2 separate regions of the Homo sapiens genome follow, and region 1 is linked to region 2. Evidence: read pairs that join two places in POLR2A ChIA-PET (ENCODE). Cell type or tissue: PC-3. All regions are shown on one strand. Each heading gives the region's core, and the rest is flanking DNA. Links, peaks and the distances in the headings are about the cores only.

The links. ChIA-PET counts read pairs that join two places held together with the same protein. Peaks named below come from ENCODE experiments on the same cell type or tissue, not always from the same donor. Only the 100,000 strongest peaks of a DNase experiment are listed, where the experiment ranks them.
Region 1: POLR2A ChIA-PET joins it to region 2 with 7 read pairs; 7 of 35 experiments call an interaction of 5 or more read pairs at or near these places.

What each region holds. Positions count from the first base shown.
Region 1 is chr15:75,440,033-75,445,481 of GRCh38, reverse strand. All of the region lies in intron 1 of SIN3A (SIN3 transcription regulator family member A), which reads left to right. Among named protein-coding and RNA genes, the nearest start is that of SIN3A, 8.9 kb to the left of the region's middle. RefSeq lists a silencer at 4,330-4,479. In PC-3, for the core only: no CTCF peak of the experiment used is centred there; no DNase peak of the experiment used is centred there.
Region 2 is chr15:74,863,780-74,869,035 of GRCh38, reverse strand. All of the region lies in intron 1 of SCAMP2 (secretory carrier membrane protein 2), which reads left to right. Among named protein-coding and RNA genes, the nearest start is that of SCAMP2, 7.0 kb to the left of the region's middle. RefSeq lists an enhancer at 2,545-3,476. In PC-3, for the core only: no CTCF peak of the experiment used is centred there; a DNase peak (open chromatin) is centred at 2,765; H3K4me3 peaks cover 444 bases; H3K27ac peaks cover 1,346 bases.

The DNA of each region.
Region 1 (5,449 bases), core at 1-5,000, 580 kb before region 2:
CTGGGTTCAAGTGATTCTTCTGCCTTAGCCTCCCGAGTAGCTGGGATTACAGGCACCCACCACCATGCCTGGCTAATTTTTTTTTTTTTTTTTTTTTTTTTGAGACAGTGTCTCGCTCTGTCGCCCAGGCTGGAGTACAGTAGCGCGATCTCAGCTCACTGCAATCTCCCCTTCCCAGGTTCAAGCAGTTCTCCTGTCTCAGCCTCCTGAGTAGCTGGGATCACAGGCGCCACCACCATGCCTGGCTAATTTTTTGTATTTTTAGTAGAGACAGGGTTTTACCACGTTGACCAGCCTTGTCTTGAACTCCTGGCCTCAGGCAATCCACCTGCCTTGGCCTCCCGAAGTGCTGGGATTACAGGCATGAGCCACTGCACCTGGCCTTATAGATATTTTGAAAGATTATATTTCTTATATTAAATAGAGATAGGGTCTTACCATGTTGCTCAGGCTGGTCTTCCTGGACTCAAGCAATCCACCTGCCTCAGACACCCAAAGTGCTGAGATTACAGGTGTTAGCCACCATGCCTGGCCTAATACTTAATTTTTAAAAAACTTTTTCTTTGGAAATAATTTTAGACTTCAAAGAGAGTTGCAAAAATAATACAAATAATAGCCCTATAATCTTCACCTAGATTCCCCAAGTGCATCTTTTAAAACCACAATACAGTGATCAAATCAGAAAATCAACATTGATAACAATTATTAATACATTTTGAATTTAACTAAATTTCTGTTCATTTTCTACCTACAGTAGTAAGAAATGTCTGGGTAACATCAGTGTCACCGAAGTCTGTATTGCCCAGATTGGTCTCAAACTCCTGGGCTCAAGCAGTCTGCCCACCTCGGCCTCCCAAAGTGCTGGGATTACAGGCCTGAGCCACTGCACCTGGTCTGGACTCAATTTTAGTTTTTGAGTTTTGCTTTTTTTTTTTAAAGCAGTACTAACTACTTGTAAAGATGTATATTTCATGACTTTTATTTATTGGAGGTCTTCAAAACAGCAAAGAGAAAATTTATTTTTATTTTTAATTTTATTTTTGAGATGCGGTCTTGTTCCATCCCCAGGCTGGAGTGCAGTAGCGCGATCTTGGCTCACTGCAACCTCCGCCTCCTGGGTTCAACTGGTTCTCCTGCCTCAACCTCCCGAGTAGCTGGGATTACAGGTGTGTACCACCATACCCAGCTAATTTTTGTATTTTTAGTAGAAATGGGGTTTCACCATATTGGCCAGGCTGGCCTCAAACTTCTTATCTCTCGAAGTGCTGCGATTACAGGCATGAGTCACCATGCCCAGCCTGAAAATTTATTTTTTTTCCAAAGGAATAAACTCATTTTAGCTATTACCACTTGTACATCGAAACAATGTTGTGGAGTTTTACTGATCTTATTTTTCCTGTATATTGAAATGTTTTGGTATTTCATCATCCTAGGAATTATTTCATCATTACTCATCAATTCTCAAATATGCTAAAGAGGACTAAAATAATATGACAAAGGGAGAATTATAGAATTGCTTAAAAGGATATGCAGTAGTGAAATAAATCATTAGTTTTACACTTCAGTTTTTAGAGATGGGGCCTCGCTTTGTTGCCCAGGCCGAAGGGCAGTGGTATGATCATAGCTCTCTGCAGCCTCAAACTTCTGGGCTCAAGTGATCATCCCTCCTAAGCATCCTCGGTAGCTGGGACTATAGGTGTGCACCGCAGCCCTTCAGTTTTCTTATTGCTTTTCCCAAAACTTACAGCAACTTTTTTTTTCTTTTTGGATACAGGGTCTCACTCTGTCACCCAGGCTGGAGTGCAGTGGCGCAATCTCAGTTCACTGCAACCTTCGCCTCCCAGACTCAAGCAATCTCACCTCAGCCCTCCAAGTAGCTGGGACTACAGGCATGTGCCACCACACCTGGCTAATTTTTGTATTTTTTTTGTAGAGAGAACGTTTCGCCATGTTGTCTAGGCTAGTCTCGAACTCCTGGGCTCAAACAATCCACCCACCTTAGCCTCCCAAAGTGCTGGGATTCCAGGCATGAGCCAGCATGCCCAGCCTACAGCATCTTTCAAGAAAGTATAAAAGAAGTTGGGAGATACCATCTTAAACATTATGTAAGATGTTAACATTTGGAGAATCTAGGTGAAGGAGTACATGGTAATTTTTATACTATTTTTCAACTTTTAAGCTTTCATTGGACATATTTAAAAATCCATAGTTTTTCATCTTCCTCCTATAATGGCAAAGAGAAGAAAACTGACTACAGAAGACATTTCAGAGGAACTAGTAGATGAATGCTGTGTGACAGTAGTACTCTAGACTGTTAGGATGACGGTAAAGTTATATAAACCAAGTTGTAAAATAAGAGTCTTCAGCCAGGCATGGTGGCGTGCACCTGTAATCCTAGCATCTCGGGAGGCTGAGATGGGAGGATCACTTGAGCCCAGTACTTCAAAACCAGGCTGGGCAACATAGCAAGATTCTGTCTCCACCCATATACATATGTGACTGTACCCTAGATGAGTTTAGAATGTGATTTTTTTTTTTTTTTTTTTTTTGAGACAGAGTTTTGCTCTTATTGCCCAGGCTAGAGTGCCATGGCACAATCTCGGCTCACCGCAACCTCCGCCTCCTGGGTTCAAGGGATTCTCCTGCCTTAGCCTCCCAAGTAGCTGGGATTACAGGCATGTACCACCATGCCTGGCTAATTTTTTGTATTTTTAGTAAAAGATGGGGTTTCTCCATGTTGGTCAGGCTGGTCTTGAACTCCCAACCTCAGGTGATCCACCTGCCTTGGCCTCCCAAAGTGCTGGGATTACAGTCGTGAGCCACCATGCCCAGCGGTGAATTTTTTTTTTTTTTTTTTTTTTTTTAAAGATGGGATCTATCTCACTATGTTGCCCAGGCTGGATTTAAATTCCTGAGCTCAAGCTGTTCTCCTGCTTCAGTTCCCCCAAGTAACTGGCACTATAGGCATCCAGCTAGAATGTGATTTTCTTTTTATAAGAATCAGAACTGGGCTGGGTGCAGTGGCATATGCCTGCAATCCCACCTTCTTGGGAGGCTGAGGTGGGAGGATCGCTTGAGCCCAGACGTTCGAGACCAGCCTGGGCAACATAGTGAGACCCCATTTCTATTTTTAAGAAATGAAAAAAAAAAACAATCAAAACCACTGCACTTTGCCAAAAAGATGTATGATAGTATTCTTTCATCTTTCAAGATATTTGTACACCAAAACTTAGTTGATGCAGTTTGTAAGTGGACAGGTGCCAAAGTTACGTATATGTATAAAGATGGTTAGAAGGAAAAATTATGTAAAAATGAAAAAAAAAATCAGTTTTTTTTTTTTTTTTTTTTTTTTTTTTTTTTTGAGACAGAGTCTCACTCTTGTTACCCAGGCTGGAGTGCAGTGGCATGGTCTTTGCTCACTGCAACCTCTGCCTCCTGGGTTCAAGCGATTCTCCTGCCTCAGCCTCCCGAGTAGCTGGGACTACGGGTGCGTGCCACTGCACCCAGCTAATTTTTTGTAGTTTTGGTACAGATGGGGTTTCACCGTTTTAGCCAGGATGGTCTCAATCTCCTGACCTCGTGATCCACCCGCCTCGGCCTCTGAGAGTGCTGGGATTAGAGGCAAGAGCCACACGCTCAGCCTGGATTGTTCATTCTGATTGACATTTATTAGTCTAAAAATGAGAATGCTTATGATTATGGAGCAAAGAAGATGACTGTTCTCTCCAACAAAATTATGAAGTGAGTTTTCAAAGTATTTCATTTGATGGGCAGAAAGGGAAAAAAAGACCCAGAGGTGATAAGCTAGAACCTTACTAGAGCTGTACCTGAAACCTGGAATCAAAATTTACAAAATGGAAGCCAAGCGTGGTGGTGTGTACCTGTTTACAGAGTGGAAGCCAAGTGTAGTGGTATACACCAGCTACTCGGGAGGCTGAGGCAGGAGGATCGCTTGTGGCCAGGAGTTCAAGACCGGCCTGTGCAATGTAGGGAGACCCTGTCTCTAAAAAAAATTTTTTTCTTATTAGCCACTCTGTAGTCCCAGCTACTTAGGAAGCTGAGGTGGGAGGATTGTTTGAGCCCAGCAGTCTGTAATGAGCTATGATCATGCCACTGTACTCTAGCCTGGGCAATAGAGCAAGACCCTGTTTTTTTTTTATTTTGTTTTTTGTTTTTTTGAGACGGAGTCTGGCTCTGTTGCCCACGCTGGAGTGTAGTGGCGAGATCTCGGTCAACCTCCACCTCCCAAGTTCAAGCAATTCTACTGACTCAGCTTCCTGAGTAGCTGGGATTATAGGCACACGCCACCATGCCCGGCTAATTTTTTTGTATTTTTAGTAGAGATGGGGTTTCACCATGTTGGCTAGGCTGGTCTTGAGCTCCTCACCTCACGTGATCTACCCGACTTGGCCTCCCAAAGTACTGAGATTACAGGCGTGAGCCACTGCACCTGGCCAACCCTGTTTCTTTTTCTTGTTCTTTTTTTTTTTTTTTTTTTTGAGACAGAGTCTTCGCTCTGTCACCCAGGCTGGAGTGCAGTGGCGCGATCTCAGCTCACTGCAAGCTCTGCCTTCCAGGTTCACGCCATTCTCCTGCCTCAGCCTCCCGAGCAGCTGGGACTACAGGCGCCTGCCACCACGCCTGGCTAATTTTTTGTATTTTTGGTAAAGACGGGGCTTCACCTTGTTAGCCAGGATGGTCTCGATCTCCTGACCTCGTAATCCGCCTGCCTTGGCCTTCCAAAGTGCTGGGATTACAGGCATGAGCCACCGCGCCCGACCCCTTGTTTCTTAAAAGAAACAAAAAATTTATAGAATGGCTGTGTTCCAAGTTCATGCATGACATTTGATGAGTACTTGGTTGCATTTTAAAGGATGTTGCACATTTTGGATATTTATATCTCCCAGTGTCCAGGAAAGTACGGAATAAAAATTTAGATTTGCTACTTAAGGCTGGGCATGGTGGCTCACACCTGTAATCCCAGCACTTTGGGTGGCTGAAGCGGGCAGATCACTTGAGGTCAGGAGTTTGAGAACAGCCTGGCCAACATGGCAAAACCCCTTTTCTACTAAAAATACAAAAATTAGCCAGGTGTAGTGGCACACACCTGTAATTCCAGCTGCTTTGGGAGGCTGAGGCACAGGAATTGCTTGAACCTGGGAGGCAGAGGTTGCAGTGAGTTGAGATTGCACCACTGCACTCCAGCCTGGGTGACAAAGTAAGACTGTGTCTCAAAAAAAAAAACAAATTTGCTACTTACATTCTTGTTAAAATAGTAAGTAATAACGATATGGGGTTTTTTTAAAGTTATTTATTTATTTATTTATTTTTGAGAGGGAGTCTCGCTCTGTTGCCCAGGCTGGAGTGCATTGGCGTGATCTTGGCTCACTGCAACCTCCGCCTCCCAGGTTCAAGCAATTCTCCTGCCTCAGCCTCCAAAGTTGCTGGG
Region 2 (5,256 bases), core at 257-5,256:
ATTACAGGCACCCACCACCACGCTCAGAATTTCTGTATTTTTACTAGAGACAGGGTTTTACCATGTTGGCCAGGCTGGTCACGAACTCCAGACCTCAGGTGATCCACCCGCCTCAGCCTCCCAAAGTGCTAGGATTACAGGCGTGAGCCACTGTGCCCAGCCTGTTTGTTTTTTCAAAGATTCACAAGGCTTGGCCAGGCATGGTGGCTCACACCTATAATCTCAGCAATTTGGGAGGCCAAGGCAGGTGGATCACTTGAGGTCATGAGTTTGAGAATGGCCTAGGCAACATGGCAAAACCCCATCTCTACAACAAATACAAAAAATTAGCTGGGTGTGGTGGCATGCACCTGTGGGCTCAGCTACTCGGGAGGCTGCCACAGGGGGATCACTTGAGCCTGGGAGGTGGAGGTTGCAGTGAGCTGAGGAGTGCCTTTGCACTCCAGCCTGGGTAATAGAGTGAAACTCTATCTCAAAAAACAAACAAACCAAAATAAAGATTCACAAGGCCTGTTAGTTTGTTAAAGGCTCTGAGAAATCCTACAAAAAGACATTGGCTCAGCTTTATTTGACCCAGCATTTCTCAAGGTTATTCGACCATGGAATCTGTTTTCTGCTCAGTCGTTATATCCTTTGAAACTCCCAGTGCACCATTTAGTTGACTTCCTCATCCAAGGTTCTTTATTAAGTGCCTGCTTCCACCCCGCACTGTGGGCATGTGCTTTTATGACCTCTTCCTTGCGTGTGGTTATGATCGGGATGATTAGAAAACTTCCTGCACAGAAAGAGCTGTGAATGGGAAGTTAAGATATGAGTGTGCCACAGAGGTTTGCCCACCTCCTAGGAGGAAGCAGGAAACTGCAAGCCAAGTGTTGTTGATTTCACAGCCTCCACTGGCACACCCTAATTCCTCTGTTGGTTATGGCAGCTGCTTTGTACCCTCTGAGTATTTCGGTCTCTGCTTTGGAATGATCCAGGGTGTCTGCTCCCAAAAGTTTCTCATTAAGTCTTGTCAGGTGATGAAGGGGTGGAAAGCTAAAGGGAGTCATTGTACTGTCCATTTTTCAGCAGTCCACTAAAAATCAGACCACCCAGGCAAGTGCCTAGGGCTGCTTTCCCACTCAGCACTTCTGCCAGATTATCCCAGGCAGACAGCATTGATCTCAAGGAGAGGAAGTGGAATAGGTGGTGGCATTGAACAGAGAAAACCTTTCAGTGTTTGTAAGTTGCCAAGTCACACAATATCACTTTCACACATTGCCTCCTTGCAGTTAAAAGATAATCTCAGTGTTGTGGCTGCTTCCCAAGGATTTGAAATATTTCTCTCCTGTGGAAGGAAGAAGTGGTGGCAGAAACGTGATTTGGGTGTGAACAAAGTTACTTGAATTTCCCTGTGCAGACAGTGGGACCTTCCCAGAGAGGGTTGGCCCCAGCTTGACCATAACTTTGGGAATTCTTGGAATAACCAGATGGACCTGGTAGAACTTTCCTGTGTAACAGAGCATTGTCTCAAGAAATTTGAAAATGGCAGGGTTCTTACAGCTTCACTGTGACTACAGACAGCTGCCCAGATAGGATTCCTGCCTTTATGGTTGGCACCTGGAGCCAGGCTGGGTGTTAAAACTTGGGTAGAGAGATAGGTGAACTTTGACTCTTCCGTTAAGTCTTCTTTGGAAACACTTGGGGTAAGATAATCTTAATTTCAGAGAAATGGTAATATTTAACCAGGACAAACAAGGGGTACTTGCTGTTCATTCAGAGAAGAGTGCTGTGCACATTTGCAAACTGTGACCCATCCAGCAAGTGCTGCTTTGAGATGTTCACGTTAGTGCACATCACTGAGGTCATGCTGCTCTGCAGGCCTGTGCAGGAGACCATGGTAAATGAGCACAGTATGTGATCAATGGCTTCTGGCAGGAGAGCTAAGAAATACTCACTGAGGCTGGGGCGCAGTGGCTCACGCCTGTAATCCCAGCACTTTGGGAGGCCAAGGCGGGCGGATCACAAGGTCAGGAGTTCGAGACCAGCCTGGCCAATATGGTGAAACCCCATCTCTACTAAAAATGCAAAAATTAGCCAGGCGTGATGGCGGGCACCTGTAGTTCCAGCTACTCGGGAGGCTGAGGCAGGAGAATCGCTTGAACCCGGGAGGCGGAGGTTGCAGCGAGCCGAGATTGCACCACTGCCCCCCAGCCTGCATGACAGAGCGAGACTCCATCTCAAAAAAAAAAAAAAAAGAAAGAAAATAAATGCTCACTGAGAGTGACAGCACATCACAAGTGGGATCAGGGCAGTGTCCAAAGGAGCTGGGAGGGCTCTCAGGAGGAAGGGCAGAGACCTGTGGCACAGAGGGCTTGGACTGAAAGCAGAAAGCCTGGCAGATGGGAAAACAGGGTTATTCATTTATTTTTTGAGACAGAGTCACACTCCCGAGTAGCTGGGATTACAGGCGTGCACTAGCATGCCTGGCTAATTTTTGTATTTTTCGTAGAGGTGGGGTTTCAACCACGTTGGTCAGGCTGGTCTCAAACTCCTGATCTCAGGTGATCCACCCACCTCGGTCTCCCGGAATGCTAGGATTACAGGTGTGAGCCACCACGCCCGGCCAGAAAACAGAGTATTTTTGGGTGAAGTAGTGCCAAGAACCAAAAGTCGCTCCTGCTTGCTGTCATCCCTGTACTCCTGTGTCCACTCTTACCCCTGCACCCCCAGGCATGTCCTCACTCTTAGATCTTAATGGTCTCTTAGGGAGTCATGAGCCTGGGATGCGTCTGCTGCTTGTGACTCACATGCTTGTTTGGCCAGTCTCTTGAAATTCTCTCCATCCTTGGCCTCTTTTATCCTGATAATTCTCACCTTCCTCAGCCTGTTTTCACTTCCTGTCTCATACATTTAGGAGTATTCCAGAGTTCTTTTTTTGTTTTTATTCATGCTATTGGAAGTTCAGAACTTAAACTTTGTCTTTCTTTTTTTTCTTTTCTTTTCTTTTCCTCCCCTCCCCTCCCCTCCCTCCCTCCTTTCCTTCCTTCCTTCCTTCCTTCCTTCCTTCCTTCCTTCCTTCCTTCCTTCCTTCCTTCCTTCCTTCGAGACAGAGTCTCACTGTGTTGCCTAGGCCGAAGTGCAGTGGCACAATCACGGCTCACTGCAGCCTCAATCTCCTAGGCTCCAGAAATCCTCCCATCTCAGCCTCCCAAGTAGCTGGGACTACAGGCAAACACCATCGTGCCTGGCTTTTTTTTTTTTTTTTTTTGGAGAAATGAGGTCTCACTTTGTTGCCCAGGCTAGTCTCGAACTCCTGGATTCAAGCAATCCTGCCTCAACCTCCCAAAGTGCTGGGTTTACCCTGTTCTCACTTTATACCTTCATTTCTATGACTTCAGAATAGCATCCACATTTCAGCGATCCCAGATCTAGATCTCTAGTTCTCAGCTTCCTCCTGAGCTCAGACCACTATTTCAAACTCACACCTGCACCTTCCCAATCCTTCCAACCAGAAATATTCCACAGCTATCTCCAACCTGACTCAATATCTTCTCGGATCCTCTCCCTACCCCACCACACCCACCCTTGAAAAACCTGTTCCTCCTCTCCCACAGTCACTTATTTTGGGCACTCCTTTCTTTCTTTTTTCTTTTCTTTTCTTTTTTTTTTTTTTGAGACAAAGTCTTGCTCTGTTGCCCAGGCTGGAGTGCAGTGGTGCTATCTTGGCTCACTGCAACCTCTGCCCCCTGGGTTTAAGCGATTCTCCTGCCTCAGCCTCCCAAGTAGCTGGGACTACAGGCGCATGCCACCACGCCCGGCTAATTTTTGTATTTTCAGTAGAGATGGGGTTTCACTATGTTGGCCAGGCTAGTCTCAAACTCCTGACCTCAGGTGATCCACCTGCCTTGGCCTCCCAAAGTGCTGGGATTACAGGCGTGAGCAACTGTGCCTGGCCTTTTTTTTTTTTTTTTTTTTTTTTGAGATAGAGTCAGGGTGGAGTGCAGTGGTGTGATCTCAGCTCACTGCAGCCTCCACCTCTCCTGGGTTCAAGCAATTCTTCTGCCTTAGCCTCCTGAGTAGCTGGGATTGCAGGAATGTGCCACCACGCCCGGCTAATTTTTGTATTTTTAGTAGAGATGGGGTTTCACCATGTTGGCCAGACTGGTCTCAAACTTCTGACCTCTAGTGATCCACCTGCCTCACCCTCCCAAAGTGCTGGGATTACAGGCGTGAGCCACTGTGCCTGGCCTCAACTCTATTCTTTCCCTTCCCTTTCCTGCCCTGTAGTCTTTCCATTCCCAGGCCAACCCAGAGAGTTGCTGAGCCTGTGGGATTGATGTGAGGAAGGTCTCTGAAGTCCCTCTTGTTCCTCTTCTCCATCCCCAGCTGCTGTCCCTCAATTTGGTCCTCACTTCACCCATGTTGACAGTTGTGTCCTAGCCAGTCTTCCCGCTGTTGTCCTACCATGCTGTTGCACTCCCTTCACTGCTGATAGAATGATCATGTCACCCCTGACTGCAAATCTCTAGTTGTTCCCCGTTGCCTGTAGAGCAACATCCAAAGTCCCACAATCTGGCCCCACCCTCTTCAGACTGGTTCCCTGATACTCCAGACTCTTCTCTCCACACACCCCTCCACAGCCTCCATAACCTTCTCTCTTCTGAACACATGCAAGCTCTTTTTAAAGATTCTCGGCCAGGTGCGGTGGCTCAAGCCTGTAATCCCAGCACTTTGGGAGGCCAAGGCGGACGGATCACAAGGTCAGGAGATCAAGACCATCCTGGCTAACACGGTGAAACCCTGTCCCTACTAAAAATACAAAAAATTAGCTGGGCATGGTGGCACACACCTGTAATCCTAGCTACTCAGGAGGCTGAGGCAGGAGAATCACTTGAACCTGGGAAGCGGATGTTGCAGTGAACTGAGATCACGCCACTGCACTCCAGCCTGGACGACAGAGTGAGACTCCGTCTCAAAAATATATACATATATAAAATAAATAAATAAATAAAGATCCTGTGGCTTTGCAAGTGTGGTTCTTGCCTTCCTCTTTACTGTTTGCTAGGTTTCTTTCATCTCTCAAGATCCAACTCAGATTCCAGCTCAGTAGAGCCTTCCCTGACTCTCCCAGACAGCTTAATTACTCTCTCCTCTATGATCACACTGTGTCTCACCCTGTGTCTGCCCTCACCCTGTTACAGTGCTGATCATGTGCCATCACCTCTTGCCCTGGCTTCTGTGTGATTCTCTGTACTATTTGCTTCTCAAAGGCAG